3 separate regions of the Homo sapiens genome follow, and all the other regions are linked to region 1. The links are chromatin loops, found by intact Hi-C in ENCODE. Cell type or tissue: mammary epithelial cell. All regions are shown on one strand. Links, peaks and the distances in the headings refer to the core of each region. The heading gives the core; the rest is flanking DNA. Region 1 overlaps PLAC1 (placenta enriched 1). Region 2 has its middle 12 kb from the start of PLAC1. Region 3 has its middle 31 kb from the start of PLAC1.

The links. Peaks named below come from ENCODE experiments on the same cell type or tissue, not always from the same donor. Only the 100,000 strongest peaks of a DNase experiment are listed, where the experiment ranks them.
Region 2: a loop joins it to region 1, with 7 times the contacts of the local background. A loop is called at or near these places in 3 of 110 quality-filtered maps.
Region 3: it touches region 1 in a loop (11-fold over the local background); 2 of 110 quality-filtered maps call a loop at or near these places.

The regions. Positions count from the first base shown.
Region 1 is chrX:134,601,299-134,606,792 of GRCh38, reverse strand. PLAC1 (placenta enriched 1) reads left to right here. Exons shown (of 3, transcript NM_021796.4): 2 at 4,671-4,742. Among named protein-coding and RNA genes, the nearest start is that of LINC00629, 54 kb to the right of the region's middle. RefSeq lists an enhancer at 1,638-2,837. In mammary epithelial cell, for the core only: a CTCF peak has its summit at 2,642; a DNase peak (open chromatin) is centred at 2,592; H3K27ac peaks cover 1,543 bases.
Region 2 is chrX:134,667,861-134,673,354 of GRCh38, reverse strand. It overlaps a transcript of PLAC1 not described here. Among named protein-coding and RNA genes, the nearest start is that of PLAC1, 12 kb to the right of the region's middle. In mammary epithelial cell, for the core only: no CTCF peak of the experiment used is centred there; DNase peaks (open chromatin) are centred at 2,814 and 3,424; H3K27ac peaks cover 827 bases.
Region 3 is chrX:134,686,233-134,691,726 of GRCh38, reverse strand. It overlaps a transcript of PLAC1 not described here. Among named protein-coding and RNA genes, the nearest start is that of PLAC1, 31 kb to the right of the region's middle. In mammary epithelial cell, for the core only: no CTCF peak of the experiment used is centred there; DNase peaks (open chromatin) are centred at 2,666 and 3,396; H3K27ac peaks cover 1,456 bases.

The sequences.
Region 1 (5,494 bases), core at 1,507-4,006:
TCTTTGCTATTGTGAATAGTGCAGTGATAAACATGAGTGCAAGTATCTTTGTCATATAATGATTTATTTCCCTGTAGGTAGATACCCAGTAGTGGGACTCCTGGATCGAATGATATTTCTAATTTTAGTTCTTTGAGAATGGATCAAATGACATTTCTATTTTTTGTTCTTTCAGAACTATCCCTACTGTTTTCCTTAAGTTGTGCTAATTTACATTCTAACCAACAGTACATAAGCATTCCCTTTTCTCCACATCCTCACCAACATCTATTTTTCTTTTTAATTATAGCCATTCTGACTGGTGTAAGATGGTATCTCATTGTGGTTTTAATTTGTGTTTCTCTGATTAGTGATGTTGAGTGTTTTTTTCACATGTTTATTGGCCACTTGTATGTTTAAAGCTATATTTTTAAGCATTATGATAAGCAATCTAGCCAGATTAGTGACAAAATGAACCCTACTCTCAAGGAGGAGAATCCAAGTGAGTAATTCAGCACACGCACATCACTACAGTTAGAAAAACTACACAAATACAACTTTTTTTTTTTTTTGAGATGGAGTCTCACTCTGTCACCCGGGCTGGAGTGCAGTGGTGCGATTTTGGCTCACTGCAGCCTCCGCCTCCCAGGATCAAGCGATTCTCCTGCCTCAGCCTCCTGAGTAGCTGGGACTACAGGTGCATGCCACCACACCCAGCTAATTTTTTTGTATCTCTAGTAGAGACAGGGTTTCACCATATTGGCCAGGATGGTCTTGATCTCTTGACCTCGTGATCCACCCGCCTCGGCTTCCCAAAGTGCTGGGATTACAAGCGTGAGCCACCATGCCCGGCCACAAATACCACTTTCTATTGGCCAACCCAGGAAGAAACATGAACTTCCTTCCTCAAGTTTGAGGCTGGAGTCTTTGTCTTAGCCTTCAGTCACTAGAGTAAGACTGGTGTTCTCCTCATCCAACCATGAACACATTGAGGACAAGGGCACATCTGAGTCATCTCTGTCATCCCAGTGCATGGCACAGTCAACATTTGTTGGTGGAAGGAAGGCAGGAATGCCACCCATCCCCCCCGGGGAGATGGTCTTGGGCACAGTCTCTCTTTGCATTGCTCCTGCAGGGTACTGAGCCACCTCTACCCTCACAGCAACCTCCTCTCCATCATCCATCACTTCAGGTCACTCAATGATGAGCAAGCCAGCTGATAGCACTTTTTAGCTACACAAATGGATAAATCACAGAAACCAACATTTGTCAGACTCAGCTATCCTGATTCTTCTTGTGAACAAAATGATCATTAATTCCTTTAGACGAGTCCCCCAGTCTCCAGCCATTTGTCTCCTTTCCCCATGGGCAAATAAAAATGGGAATCTTATTAGTGGTCTCTAGTCATCTCATAGCATTGCGGGGAGAGCTGAAGCTGGATGAATGGACATCCCTGAGCTTGTGGAGTTCTCACCAAGTGGGCAGTGACTGGGTATGATCCCCTTTGGAGCCTGTCACTGCTGTTGACATTGAAAATACCGGTGTGGAAACAAATGCTGTCTTTGTCACAGGCTCAACTACAGGGGCCTCTCCTTCCCTAAGCTGGCAGCTGAGACTAAGTACTTGAGATCCCTGGGCCAGCTGTTGTGAAGTAAACGCCAGGCAGTAGGTAAGGCAAGATTCAGAACTGGGCAGAAAGCCAGGCTGGAGAGGGAGCACTGATAGGAGGGGAGCACAAAAGTTGGCAAACAAATGCTTTCCAAGTAGGTTTTAAAAAACACAATCTGGCCTCTAAAGTAGACAAAGCACCAATGGGGGGTGCAGGGGTGGGGGTGCTGCCTGAAAATGCCTGCTCTGACTATCAGCTCAAGAAGATTCTAGAACTGGAAAGGCACTGTGAGCAATGTTTCCCGAGGAGGCTTCCCTTGGAGCACAGAAAGATAGCCACACCCTTTGAAGTTAGCTGGGAGCTTACAAAGGGCAGTGTTGTTTCCACTAAGGAAGAATGATAGCCCTGCATAATGGTGTCCTTATTCTGTAAACCCCAGACCTTGTGCGATGAGGGGCAAGTGAGCCTGCAGGCCCCAGCAAAGGGGGAGGAAATGGTTGGCAAAACACATACTTTTAGCTTGCTTACTGGTCAACATGGAAGGTCTTCCCTAGGAAGATGGTGTGGTCAAAGTCAGGGGTCTGTTTCAACTCTCTTCCAAGGATGATTGCTAAATCATATCAAGATACCTTTTTAATTTGATGATGGCTGATGTAAGTTTCCAAATGCTTGCATCTTCTGTCATGTTTGATGTATTTCAGTGAATCATGCCACAAGCTGAGAGGCCCTAGAGATGAAAGGCTGATGAGAAAAAACGGATGAGCCCATTGTTTTACATCAGAATGTGAATGGTGATATTTCTGAGTAGTGGGATTCCTGTCACACAAAAGGGGAAGTCAGTAGGCTGGCAGTAGCTGCCAAGGGCAGCTTATTGGACAATTATTAGGGAATGGAATCCTAAAATTGGAATTTTAACATAGCCTTGATCAACTTTGGAATGCCTATGGTATTGCATCATACATGCTTATGTCAGGGACCACTTCCAAAATTCTGACTCATCTCCCAGGCCAATGAAACCATTTCAGCATGTGAATTACACCCCTGGTGTTGTCCAAGGGAATTTTTGTCAGCCCTGGTGCCCAGGACTGATTCCATTAGGCCTAGGAGAAGCTGTGTGGTGCAACAGAAAGAGCCATGAGGAGCCCTGAGCTCTAGTCCTAGCTCTGTTGCCAATTAACTGTCATTCCAAGTGAATCTTTTAGTGAATCTGTGTCTTGGTTTCTTCAGCAGTTGAAAAGAGACAGTTGAATTTGATGAGTTAGTCTCTTACGGCTTTAAAAATAAAAATGCATGTTTCATAGCTTGGCATTTAACAAAGAATTGTGGATATGTAAGTAATCTAATTTTATAATTTTCTTTAGGTATGAAAGGGACCTTAAACATCGTATAGTCCAACCCCTTTATCATACAGATGTAGAAACCAAGGTCCAGAAAGGGGAAGGGATTTGATCAATTAGTGCAGAATTAGGGTTAGAGATCAGGTTTCTGGATTCCCAGTCCAGTGCATTTTCCACTACATTTATTTTTAAATCAAGTAATACATGAGCATGGTTTAAAAATATCAAATAGGCAGCTGGGTGCGGTTGCTCACACCTGTAATCCCAGCACTTTGGGAGGCTGAGGCGGGTGGATCACGAGGTCAGGGGATCGAGACCATCCTGGCTAACACGGTGAAACCCCATCTCTACTAAAAATACAAAATACCCAGGCGTGGTGGCGGGCACCTGTAGTCCCAGCTACTCGGGAGGCTGAGGCAGGAGAATGGCGTGAACCTGGGAGGTGGAGCTTGCAGTGAGTGGAGATCATGCCACTGCACTCCAGCCTGGGTGACAGAGCAAGACTCTGTCTCAAAAAAGAAAAAAAAAAAAAAAAAAAAAAAAAAAAAAAAAAATATATATATATATATATATATATATATATATATATATATATATAAAATACAGAGAGCTGATAATAAAAAACAACAGTTCTCTGCCCCACTCCTCCCCATCCCCAGTCCCACTCCTCAGAGGCAACCATTTTTTAACAGATTCTGTTGGCAATTCATCTGATAGTTACTTCTGAATCTCTAAATATTACTCTGTTCCCATTCTTGATTTATCCATTTTGGACATTATCTATTAACTCCTGTTATAAAAATGGAAGATTTAGCTCACTTAACATTACTCCCAACTGCCTCTCTTTCTTCTGCCTCCCCATGGTTGATAGCAATATTTTATGAGATTTTTAAAAATTCACTTTTTAAAATAGCATGCTATTTTAAAAATTTACTTTTTTGGTGTACAGCTCTATGAGTTTAGGCAAATACATAAAGTCATGTAACTGCCACCACAATCATGATATAGAACAGTTCCATTACCCCCCAAATCCCCTCATGCTGCCCTTTGTAATTGGCTTCTCCCTTTACCCCCTACACTGATCTGTTTTGTTGCTACAATTTTGTCTTTTCCAGAATGCCCAGAAATTGAATCATATACTATATAACCCTTTGATACTGACTTCTTTCACTCAGTATAACTATTTTGAGATTCATGTATGTGTTGTTCATTCTTTTGTATTGCTGAATAGTACTCCACTGCATGGATGTACCACAGCTTATCCATTCACCAGTTGCAGACCATTTCAGTTGTTTCCAGTTTGATAGCATTATTTTTAGTTATTCTATTGGTTACTTTTTAACTGAAAATCATATACTGAAACCTCTACTTCTTGCACCATCATCCACTATATAGTAAGTAGGTCTTCTTTTTCAGAATAGTAAATGCTTTGGACTGATTGAAAAACATAATACTTTCATTTCTTTAGTCACAGTTTTAGACGGATTTAATTTGAGGGTGTGATTTTTCATGGGGTTGGGAAGGTTTGCTCAAATGCTGTCCAGCAGCCCTATTCAAGGCTACAGCCATTCTAAATGCCTCCTGTCACATAGGGGGCCTTCTCTAGTACCAGATATGCTTGTTGCTGGGAAGATACGCATGTACTTTCTGTTCTGACCGTTGCTAACTCAGGCAGTAGTTTTTGGGAAAAAGACCTTTCTTCATGTGGATTTCAGCTTTTGTCTGTCATGCTTTTTCTGTTCCAGCTGCCTTCACCAGTGAGCACAAAGCCACATTTCAAAGGAAACTGACAAATTATCCCCAGCTGCCAGAAGAAGGTTAGTTTTCTGTGTGTTCAGTGTCCCCCTTCTCTGATAACCAACAGGTTAACTTTCTAAAGGGAACTGACAAAAGCAGAAATTGTCCTTTTACCCAAATGAGTTGTGATTGTTGATTTTTTTAAAGATGTGGATTTGTAATATTCCTCTCCATTCCTACTCTAATTTATACCAGGAAATAGAGTGTAAGTGATCACAATGGAACCTCTATTGTTTGCAAGATTCATATTAATGCATTCTGGTTTTTTAAGTGCTTACAAGATCTAAATTAATTTTTAAATTAGCTAGCATAGTGTCTTTACTCAATGAGTAGCCATTTAAAGGCTGAATGATGTCAGCCCTGGCCATAGAGATTTATGTGTTGTTATATTTCATTTGCATTTTTAACCATCTTTGTACATGTGTTATGCCTCTAGCACTTATGCTGTATAACAGGAGAGAGTCTAATGCCTAGCACAGTACACTACATATAGTAGGTGCTCACTAAATGCCATTTGAATTGAAATGATCCAAAAGAGTGTCATGTATATATGATGGTAAAATATTCTGTGTTAATGCAGTGAGTCAGGCATTCTCAAACACTAATAGGAATGCAAATTGGTACAACTCTCCCACAGGGCAACTTGGCAAAATGCTCGAAAGCCTTAACAATGTTCTTATCCTTTCACCCAGTAATTCTCCTTCTAAGGATTTATCCTAAAAGGAAATAGAGATGCACAAAAAAATACAAATACATGGAAATTCATTGTGGC
Region 2 (5,494 bases), core at 1,655-4,154, 66 kb before region 1:
CTCCCTCCCTCCTTCCCTTCCCTTCCCCTTCCCTCCTTCCTTCCTTCTCTCCCTCCTTCCTTCCTTCTTCCCTTCCTCCATTCCTCCCTCCCTCCTTCCCTCCCTCTCTCCTTTCCTCCATTCTTTCCTTTCCTTCTCCTCCCTCCCTCTTTCCTCTTCTTCCTTCTCTCCTCCCCTGTCTTCCTTCTTTCCTTTCTCTTTTTCTTTCATTTTAAAAATACTTTAGCCTGCAGAGGCTCACCCAGTTTAATTTCAGCAAGTTCACAAGCCTGAGATGTTTCTCTCTTTCTCACCTTTTCCCCTGTTAGCACTTACTGGATTCTCCAAAATGGCTATTACAGTTTAAGCAGACACAGAGGGGGAAAATCCATATTTTTGTGACTTACATAAGGAGTTTGAGCCTTGACAAAGTACTCAGTAAGTCTTGAGTTTGCCTCTAATAGTATATAGCTGAAGGAGTCTCTGAAATGACAGGATTTATGGAGGTGCCTAGAAGTACATTCAATAAGGAGGAAAAACACCAGATCCATTCTGAAATCTTCTCACCCACCAGCCGGTTGCCTATTACAGGGCATTGTTAGTGCAGCAACTTATGTATAGTAAATAATCAGCCCCTAACTTGTTCAATAGTATATTGTGGATTTTTTTTCAAATGGAGCCCCCTTTTGGGGTAACATTTATGACTTATGAAAGAATCCTTTGCTCTGTTTCATCAGAATCATCAGTTCTTATTGAGGTTCATATTGATCAAGGGTATTTTTCTTCAGAGAGTGGGGATGTACCTCCAAGCAGCTAATTAGATTAGTAGCACCAACATTACCATCAAAGAGGAAGATAACTGAGTATTGCCTGATTTTAGTACAGCTACCACAGGATGCTCCAGAGACACTACTTAACGTCAAAATAGAAGGGAAGAGAGAGCAAGAGAGAGTATACAAGGAAGTACACAAGAGAACTCAGGCTTCATGGACTTCTGAGCACACAGCTAGCTAGGGTATTGGGACCACCCAGAGATACCCCGTCAGCCCCTGCATTCCCCACAAAGGATGTTATGATAAGCCCTTGGAATTTGTCAGGGGACCCTGCGAGGTTATCTAATGATCCTGGAATCCCCTGTACAGTTCCCACACCAAATAGCTATACTTCCTCTCCTTGGACTATTCCAATAGTAGGGTCGTCACCACCAGAGATGGTTTCACACTCTTGAATGGCTCTGAAAAGGATTTTTTTTCATTTATTCAGGCTCTCAGTTTCATTTATTGAGCTTATACTATATGACAGGCAGTGTACTTTGTACTGGGGATACAGCAGTGGATGAAACAAATGGGTTCCCTGCCCTCCTGGGGTTTCCATTCTAGTGAGGAGATAGATAATAAAGGAACAGAACTTTCTCCACCCAGCTCTATCACTCTGTATGCCTTTGCCCATGGGTTTGTGGTGCCCAAAATGTAACCCAATGACTTGGGAGGGTTTTGCTTGATTTATGAGGTCAGGGCAGAACTCCTTTATTCCGAAGACTAGACTCTTATGAATGCAACTTACAACAATTTTTGCTTTTTGTTTCACTGGTGATATGGTTTGGATTTGTGTCTCTGTCCAAATCTCGTGTCAGATTGGAAGAGGGTCCTAGTTGGAGGTGATTGGATCACGAGGTGGATTTCTCCCTTGCTGTTGTCCTGATACTGAGTGAGTTCTCACGAGGTCTGATGGTTTAAAAGTGTGTGGCACTTTCCCTGTTGCTCTCTCTCTCTCTCTCTCTCTCTCCTGTTCTACCATGGTAAGACGTGCTTGCTTCCTCTTCACCTTCCGCCATGACTGTACGTTTCCTGAGGCCTCCCAGTCATGCTTCCTGTTAAGCCTGTGGAACTATGAGTCAATTAAACCCCTTTTCTTCATAAATTACCCAGTCTTAGGTAGTTGTTTATAGCAGTGTGAAAACGGACTAATACAACTGGTCGCATCATACATTGACTTACAGTGACCTGACTGTCAACAGACACTCCTAAGCCTTCCCCCCTGTTCCCCACTTTTAAACATGTTTTACCATTAGGTCAGTTTTCTCCTGTTTTATATTAGTGCAATTGATTTTTTTGGACCAAATTATAACATTTTACATTTATTTCTGTTAAATATTATTTTGCTAAAAATACTCTGTCATGCCAGTCTATTGATCTAGTTTGTGATTTAGGAGGACAGAAAGTCCTTTGCATTTACTCAGGGGTCTGTTTATAAAACTTATAACACTGGGCTATCACAGAGAGAAACTTGGTCTTAGCCAAAAGTTGAAGGCCTGACACCCAAGATGTCATAGGAGTTTCACCTCATGGGGTTAAAAATTTTTTTAACAAATGAAGAAGCAAGGCAATCACATTATGCTTTGGCTCAGTAAAATAATGCAAGGAACTCCCAAGCATGTTACAGATAACAGCCTTCTCAGAAAGATCCCCAACTGCTCACCATATGGTTGAATTGGGGCTGGGAACTTGAAACCTGCAGGGTCTTTGTTAGGTTAGAATGGGGGAAGGGAGTTTGCAGAGACCAAATCCTCAAGGCAATGGGTCATGATTGGCAAAGGTGCCCGTGACTGCTTGCTCTTGGTATGAGTTGCATGAGCTAAGGCATCTCCTTGTCTTATTTGCATGGCAGGGCTGGAGGCTACACTGTGACTTGGCATTCATGGGACAACAAAATGACCAGTCATTCTGTGTTCCATGGAGGCCAGTCAGAGCAGGTTCCTTGGTGGTGTGCTCAGGGACTGGGATCCAGTGGCTTGTGAACTCAGCCAGCTAGGCAGGCTGGCAAGATGGGCAAGCACCCCAAACCTCACCCACTCCCATTCCCACCCCCACCCAGCTCCACATTCTTGAGGTTTTAGTTCACCAGACCTGAATGAGAGACTGACTGCCTGACTGCTAATTATTCCTGGAAATGGCATGATATGAAGTCTGCAAACATTTTCTGCAAACATTGACCCACAAGAGGCAAGCTGTTGAGTTCTGGAAGCTAGGAGGCAGGAGGTGGGAGGGGGCTTGGGAGGCATTCCTCAGGCATGAGGCAGTTGGGTCCCTTTGCCTGCTGGATTTCTGCTGTAAGGTCAGCAGGAAACAGATGCATGGAGGACAGTCCCCAGGGTGGCATGGGACCACCCAGGGGTGTTGGGCTTTTCAGGTGAACATAGAAGGCTGGGCTGGGAGCTCCCAGGTAGCAAGAGCCAGATTGTTGGTGCCTTTCTGTTGTCAAAAAAAAAAGTTTCAGCTGCCACCCAGCCAAACTTTGCTTGCACACATGTTTTCCAGAGACAGAGACAAAAATGTGTTTCTCAGGGTGGGGGTGGGGTGGGGAGACTGGAGTGACAGTTACATTAGCCGTATGCAGAGCCATCCTCATCACCTCGGCATTTCCTGGAGATGGTTGCAGCCTCCTGTGAACCCCAGCCAAGGTTCTTTCGAGATCCAGGGCAAGCCCCATGGCCAAGAGCAGACTGGCCTGACTCAGAGGGAGAAACAGGAGACTTCGGGGAGAGTAGCCGGGCTGTGTACGGCCCCTCCACCGCCAAGCCCACCACCCGCTTCAGCCTTGTCTTCCGCTACTGCGGACCTCCAGCTCCAGAAACACCAAGCTGCCCCAGCATCCCGCTCACACCAGGCAGTTCTCAGCCACTCTACCACTGCTCATGCCCCTTTCCCCATCCCAAGTGCTCTTTCCCCACTGCTTCCCTCTCCTAACTCCTACCCATTCTGCAAGGCTCCCCTCCGGGATCACCTCATTTGGAAAGCCTTCCTGTATTCCGTCTGTCTGAGTTTGGCCTTCTCCTCTGTGCTCCCCCACCAAGTGTTGTGTTTTCTCCAACCACAGCATTTCTCACTCTAGAGAATAAGAGCTCACACCCATCTCCAGCTTACAATGCGCAAGTCACTGTTCTACCTTCTTTACACATATTAACATCAGTATCTTGATTTTATTGATGAGGGCCCTGGGAAATTCAGAGGTTAAGTAACTTGCCCAACATCACACGGCTAGGGAATGATGAAATCAGGATTTGAACCCAAGCTTTCTGGCTCCAAAATATATCCCACTGGAAAGTGAACTCTTTGAGGGCAGGTGAGTCAAATCATCCCTGAATTCTCAGAGTGGGCACTCCAGAGATGTGGGCGGACTTAATTGAACCACATGAAACTAGGAAGACCATAGGGAAGATCCTGGAAAGATGGGATGGGCCAGAAAAAGAGGTAACCCCTAATAACTCACACACCTCTCCCTCCTGCCCTTGTGGATGGGTATTCAGGCCTAACAGATCCTGCTGTGGGTGATTTCCAGGAACCACAAAGGCCAGAACAATGCCGAAGGCCCCACGTTGGGAGGCAGCCTCTGGGAGGCCATTTTCAAAGGCCAGACCCATTTTCGCTGGGCCTGCCTGCTCTGTTGCCACCCAGTGTAGCCACTACTTCTCATTTGGTTTTGGTTAAAGACCACAATGTACTTGCTCACTGGGGGAGGTGGGTAGGGTGGGAGAGGGCTTGGCTCCTCTTTGTGTGGAGTGTTCACACTTAGCCCATCCTGCCCCAATCTCAGGGAAATTTGGGGAGGCCAGAAGGAAGTCTTTCCCGGTCCTAGAATTTTCTGTCTTCAGCCTTGAAACCTTTGTGTGAAAGCTTCACCTGTGTGGAATTCCTATAGACAAGTGTGAGCTGGCCATTATGGCCGGATTTAGACCCATCACTAGTCCTTCCCAGGGCCCTTAGAGGCCCTTTTGAGGAAAAAAGCAGACATCCCTTAAAAAAATAAAACTAGAACATGATGCCCAGGATCCAGAATACTGAATTATAAGTCTGAGCATCCAACTCTAGACAGAGTGACTCTGGGTGTGGGTGCTGGAGTAAGACTGAATGGACTGACATCTTAGCCCTACCATTTCATAGATGTGTGACTTTAGGTTTAGAGTTGTGCAACCATCATCACTAGTTCCAGAATATTGTCATTACTCCAGAAAGAAACTGTACCCATTAAACAGTCCTTCCCATTCTCTCCCCACTCCATCCTCTGGCAGTTCCTAATCTCTTTCTGTCTGTATGGATTTGCCTATTCTGGATATCTCATATAAATGGAATCGTGTATATGTGATCTTTGTGTCTGGCTTCTTTCACTTAGCATCATGTTTTCAAGGTTCATCCATGTTGTAGTATGCATTAGTCCTTCATTCCTGTTTATGGCTGAATAATATGACTATACCACATTTTGTTTATCCATTTGTCTGTTGATGGGCATTTGGGTTGTTTCCACTTTATGGCTATTGAGAATACTGCTGCTATGAACATTCGTGTACAAGTGTTTATGTGGATCTATGTTCAATTCTCCTGGATGTGTATGTACCTAGGAGTGGAATTGCTGGATCATAGGGTAACTCCACAGTTAACTTTTTTTTTTTTTTTGAGACAAGGTCTTGTTCTGTCACTTAGGCTAGAGTGCAGTGGTGGGGCCTTGGCTCACTGCAGCC
Region 3 (5,494 bases), core at 1,271-3,770, 85 kb before region 1:
TCTTATTTAACTAATGCACACTAAGGTGTAAGTGAGGTCATACACGAACTAGCCAGGTGTGTTTACATTTCCAGAAGGGCCGTCCTAAGGAACAGAATTCTAAACAGTCAAATTTCCAGAGTTATTTCGGCATGTTGTGTGATGAGACAAGCCTTATTGGGCCAACTCAAATATACCACATGGGTAACCGCCTCAGCCACGTCTGATGCCGTTCCTTTCTCTTGGAATATTCTGGCCTCTCCTGCTTCTCTCTCCAAATCTTATTTTTCCTTCAAGGCTCAGCTCAAGTCTTACCCATGAAGCTTGCCCAGAGCACACCTGGCTTGAATTCCTGCCCTGCTCGGAAGTCATTGCTCCTCATTTGTTCCATCTGGGTTGGTTTGGTTTCCTCGAACAGATCCTGAGCTCTGTGAGAGCAGGAATCATGTTTTAAACTTCTTGCCACTCTTCCACAACTCCTGGCATGATGCTGGCCTCAGAGGATATGTACAAGAAATTTTTATAGTAACAGCCATAGCTTCTCCACATGTATCAGATTTGAGTCACAGCAGCCCTGTAAGGTAGGTGGTATTACCCCCATTTTACAGAGGAACTTGTGAAAAAAAAAAAAAGAAAAAAGAAACACTGCTCAAAAGAAAGAAGTTAAAGTCTTGTCTCCTTTCTATTTCTGGAGATTCTCAATATATCAGTCAATATGATATATACATATATATATATATATATATATATATATATATATATATATATATATTTTTTTTTTTTTTTTTTTTTTTTTTTTTTTTTTTGAGACGGAATCTTGCTCTGTCGCCCAGGCTGGAGTGCAGTGGCGCGATTTCGGCTCACTGCAATCTCCGCCTCCCGGATTCAAGCAAGTCTCCTCCCTCAGCCTCCTGAATAGCTGGGACTAAAGGTGTGTGCCACCATTGCCACCATGCCCAGCTAATTTTTTGTATTTTTAGTAGAGACGGGGTTTCACCATGTTAGCCAGGATGGTTTCGGATCTCCTGACCTCGTGATCCACCCGCCTCAGCCTCCCAAAGTGCTGGGATTACAGGTATGAGCCATCAATATGATATTTTTGAGTGTGACCTCTGTGCCCTGCACTATTGGAAATATAAAAAAGGTGTAGACCTGGAGCCCTGTCTTCAAGTCAGCCATGGAACAGTGACTTCCAAACCTGGTTGATCACCAAAAATACCTCAGGAGCTTGTTAACACAGAGACTTCCAGGTCATCCCCAGAGATTCTGACTCAGCAGGTCTGGGATATTGTCTTGGTATTTTCTCAAAGCCACCTGAGGGATTCTAATAATCAGCCATGTTTGAAAACCACTGCCCCAGTGATCCATATCTTCTCATATATGTGAACAAGTCAGGTGTTTCTGGAAGAGTGGGAGGCACAGTACTCTTGGGACTGGGAACACACAAACTTCATATTTTAATTATATGTTTATTTTAGTGTGTATTAGAAAGACCATAACCATTCCACAAAACTATGATTTCCCAGATATGATACTTTTCTTTCATTAAAAGTGTATTTAATTCTGACACATGCTACAACATGGATGAACCTTGAGGACATTATGCTAAGTGAAATATACCAGACACAAAATACTGAAGGATCTCACTCATATGAGATACCTAGAGTAGTCAAATTTATAGAGACAGTAGAGTGGTGGTTGTCAGGGGCTGCAGGGAGGGAGAAATGGGGAGTTAGTGTTTATGAAGACAGAGTTTCAGTTGGGGAAAATAAAAAGAGTTCTGGAGATAGATGGTGGTGATGGTTGCACAACATTGTGATGTACCAAATGCCACTGAATTGTACACTTAAAATGTTTAAAATGGTAAATTTTATGTTATGTATATTTTACCACAATAAAATGTACTTTAAAAAGCAAGATAGAGAAGTTTAAAGTTGGTAAAAGTAGAGACGGACTGCAGATATGGCAATCAGGAAAGTGCTGTGCAAGTGACTGGTGTTTGAGAAATGATTGTAGTTTGACTCCCTCATTTTACTTAGGAGGGCACCAAGGCTCAGAGAAGGGCAGGGACTTGCCCAACATCACACATTGAGTCAGTGGCAGGGCCAGTACTGATATCCAGGTCTCCCAACTCTGTCAGTATTTTCAAATTTATATCATCTGATTCATTGCTCAAATATCACGGTGTCGGCAACAGACACAGGAGACACCCGTGGGTGCTAGAGAAGTTGGGGAGGGCTTGATGGAGGAAGTAGGACTTGATGAAGGCCCTTAAAGATGGAAGGATTTGTAAGTCAGAGGAGATGAAAACGGGCATGAACACAAAACTCTATCAGCAAAAATGAATTTGGTTTCTGGTTTGTATGGAGATAGTGAAAATGGAACCCTAACTGGAGCAGTTATGTTTTGAAGTAATAGAAGCCTCTCGAACAATACATTAATTTGGACTTGATATAGTAAACAATAGGCAGCCCTTGTAGAATTTTGAGCACAGGCGTGACATGGTGAAAGCAGGCTTGTAGAAAGGTTAATCTAGCAGTGACCAACAGGATGCATATAATGAAACCAGACCAGTGAGTGGGCTCTTCTAGGAATCCAGCCATGGTATGACAGGGACCAGAACTGGGATGGTGGGAATAAGAATAAAGAGGCAAAGGTAAATCAGTGACTCATTCAAAGGCAAGTCAAAGGCAGAACAGCCAGAACTTAGTCATTCATGAAAGGACAGATTCAAGATTCTTAAGCCTGGACGATAGAGTCATAGTAGTGCCCTTAACTGAAATGAAAAACAAAGGAAGAAGAAATAATGTGGGGCAAAGGTGAAACATTTGGTTTTGGACATAAAGAGTTGGAGGTGGTAAAGAAACATCCAAGTAAAGGTAGTTTCCAAGCAGCTTGAAATATGAGATTGGCCCTTGGGTTACAGGAAAGAGGCCGTTAAACTCTCATTTTAAATATGGATACTTTACACAAGGATGGTGTTCTAGTGACATATTCATTTTTGTTTAGCATTAATTTGAAAGACATATTGTTTTCATAAAGAAATTGTGGTGTAAGACTTTGAACGCAAGAGAACAAGCATTTAAATGCCTTAAAAGCCAGAAAACATCAAGGAAAGGGTGGGGATTGGCCCAAGTGAGTAATTATAAATTTTCTCTTCTGGAAAGAAAAAAGAGAAAAACCATGGTGTAATTTCCAGTTGTCTTTTCTTGGAGCTTTAATGCATAGAAGGATTTAGTGTCCTTGTCACCCAATACAACCTTTCAAAGAACTGCTGGATGAGTATTTAGTAATGAACCTTTGGGAACACCTTGTATGGAATCCAGCTCTTCTGCAATTAATGCAGGATGGCAGCTGCCTGAATGATTCATATCAGGACATCATGTAATACCACATAATTTGACAAAGTGAGAACGGGAGAGTGGACAATATTTGCTCTGTTGTCTGTTACATACTTGCTCAGTGAATGAAAGGCTATACCTCCTTAAGCATAACTGACAAAACTCTTGGACTTGCTAACCCAAAAAATTCATCTCTGATTTCTATGAGTCAAACTACAATAAACTGTCTGAATTGGCGAAAACAGCAGGTTTCACAGAGGTTCTGGACATTTTTACAGAGAGAAGGACTGTGGGAGCCTTTTCTTTTAATTCTTTCTTGGAGTCTGAGCCGGTCATCAGGAAAACTTGTGAAGTTTCTCTTTTAGCCCTTCCACCATTCTTCCTGTCTTCTCTCTTCTCACAGCACTTTTGATAGTCTACAGGCTCTAAGTTCCCAGAGCTAGCACAGCTCCAGGTCCCCACTGTGAGGCGTCACTAAGACTCATAATAACGATTGTGTATTGAGAATTGACAATGTGTCAGACGTTGTGCTAGGTGCTATATATATATATATATATATATATATATATATATATATATATATATATATATGTTATCTCAGTCCTAAAACAAACTTATGAGGTAAGTACTATTATTCCCTTCATTGTACAGATTAGAAAAGTGACGTTTAAAGAGGTTAAGTAGATTCCACTAAGGCACAAACCCGAGTCTGGCACTCTTTCCACCACATCAACCTTCATCATAAAGTGATAGGAAAGACAGGGGTATAACCTAGCTAGCCAAAAGCACCCAGATCAACCCTAGCAACCAGCAGACTCTCACATCATTTTTTTGAGCAGTGAAGTTCCTAGAGGCCCTTACATCTGCCCCCTAAGGCAGACTCCACTGATGGCCTAAAGCAGGGGTGTCCAATCTTTTGGCTTCCCTGGGCCACATTGAAAGAGGAAAAATTGTCTTGAGCCACATATAAAATACACTAACGCTAATGATAGCTGATGAGCTTAAAAAAAATCACACACACAAAAACTCGTAAGGTTTTAAAAAAGTTTACAAATTGTGTTGGGCCCCATTCAAAGCCATCCTGGGCCACATGTGGCCCACGAACTGTGAGTTGGACAAGCTTGGCCTAAAGGAAACTAGAAAGATGTTTTCTACCCTTAACATGGGCAAGGGGAGAGTTTTGTTTTGGCAGGAAGTTTACAGTTACTCTTTAGATGCTTTTGAATTAAGAAATTGTAACACACATTTTTTTCTTGGGCATTTCCAATGATTTTGAATTTGCACTTTGATTCTATCTAGCCCTGCCATGACTGATCTGTGACAGAGCCATGATGCTAATATCCCTTTCATAATATCTTTCCACTAAAACATTGATCTTAAGAGTGGCACAGGATTTGAGGGGCAATGAGAAGCTTTATGATTTGCATTTACCCCTTGTTAGATTGCAAGTCTCTTGAAAGAGTAGACTATCATCTCTTCTTGCATTACCACCCAATTCTGTGTCGGGATTAATTCATCCCATTGGTTTCCAAGATGAAGGCTAAGAACCATGATTCTTTGTCATATTGGAAGAAGAAACAGGACAAGAGACAAGCAGAAATTGGGGCTCTAGAAGGGAGCAACCAAGAGAAGCCTGGGCTTCTTCCCAAATTTATCAAGCCTCGGCGCTGGCCCTGAACACATGGCAGTCTGTACAGGTGGCCAATGCAGAGACTTAAACTAAGACCCATTGCCTTCTGCTATGATTCACAAGAGGTTGAAGGAGGATCTTTAAAAAGTTACAATAACATAAGTGCTGTCCTGCCTTAACAAAGCTAATCACTGCTGACCTACCCTAAGCAGGACTGGGTTTCAAGGGGTTTTTCCATTGGTGGACAAGACTCAGACTGAGCACGTCACACTCTCTCACCTAGTATTGCCCGTACCAAACAAGATGGCTAGCTGAGATGAAGGAGGGTTTCTAGCCAGGGAAACATATTTTCTTTGTTTATTTACTTTTCATGAAACTATCCCACAGAAGAGTCAAACCAGCAATTCTGCCCTCTTTAGTATACCCTGGGTTTGTCATTATACCCTGCAAGAGATACTCTTGATCACCAACTTTCCCATCTTCAAACCATAGAATGACAGAACTGAAAGAGAATTCCAAACGCATCTCTTCTCACACTTAGTTG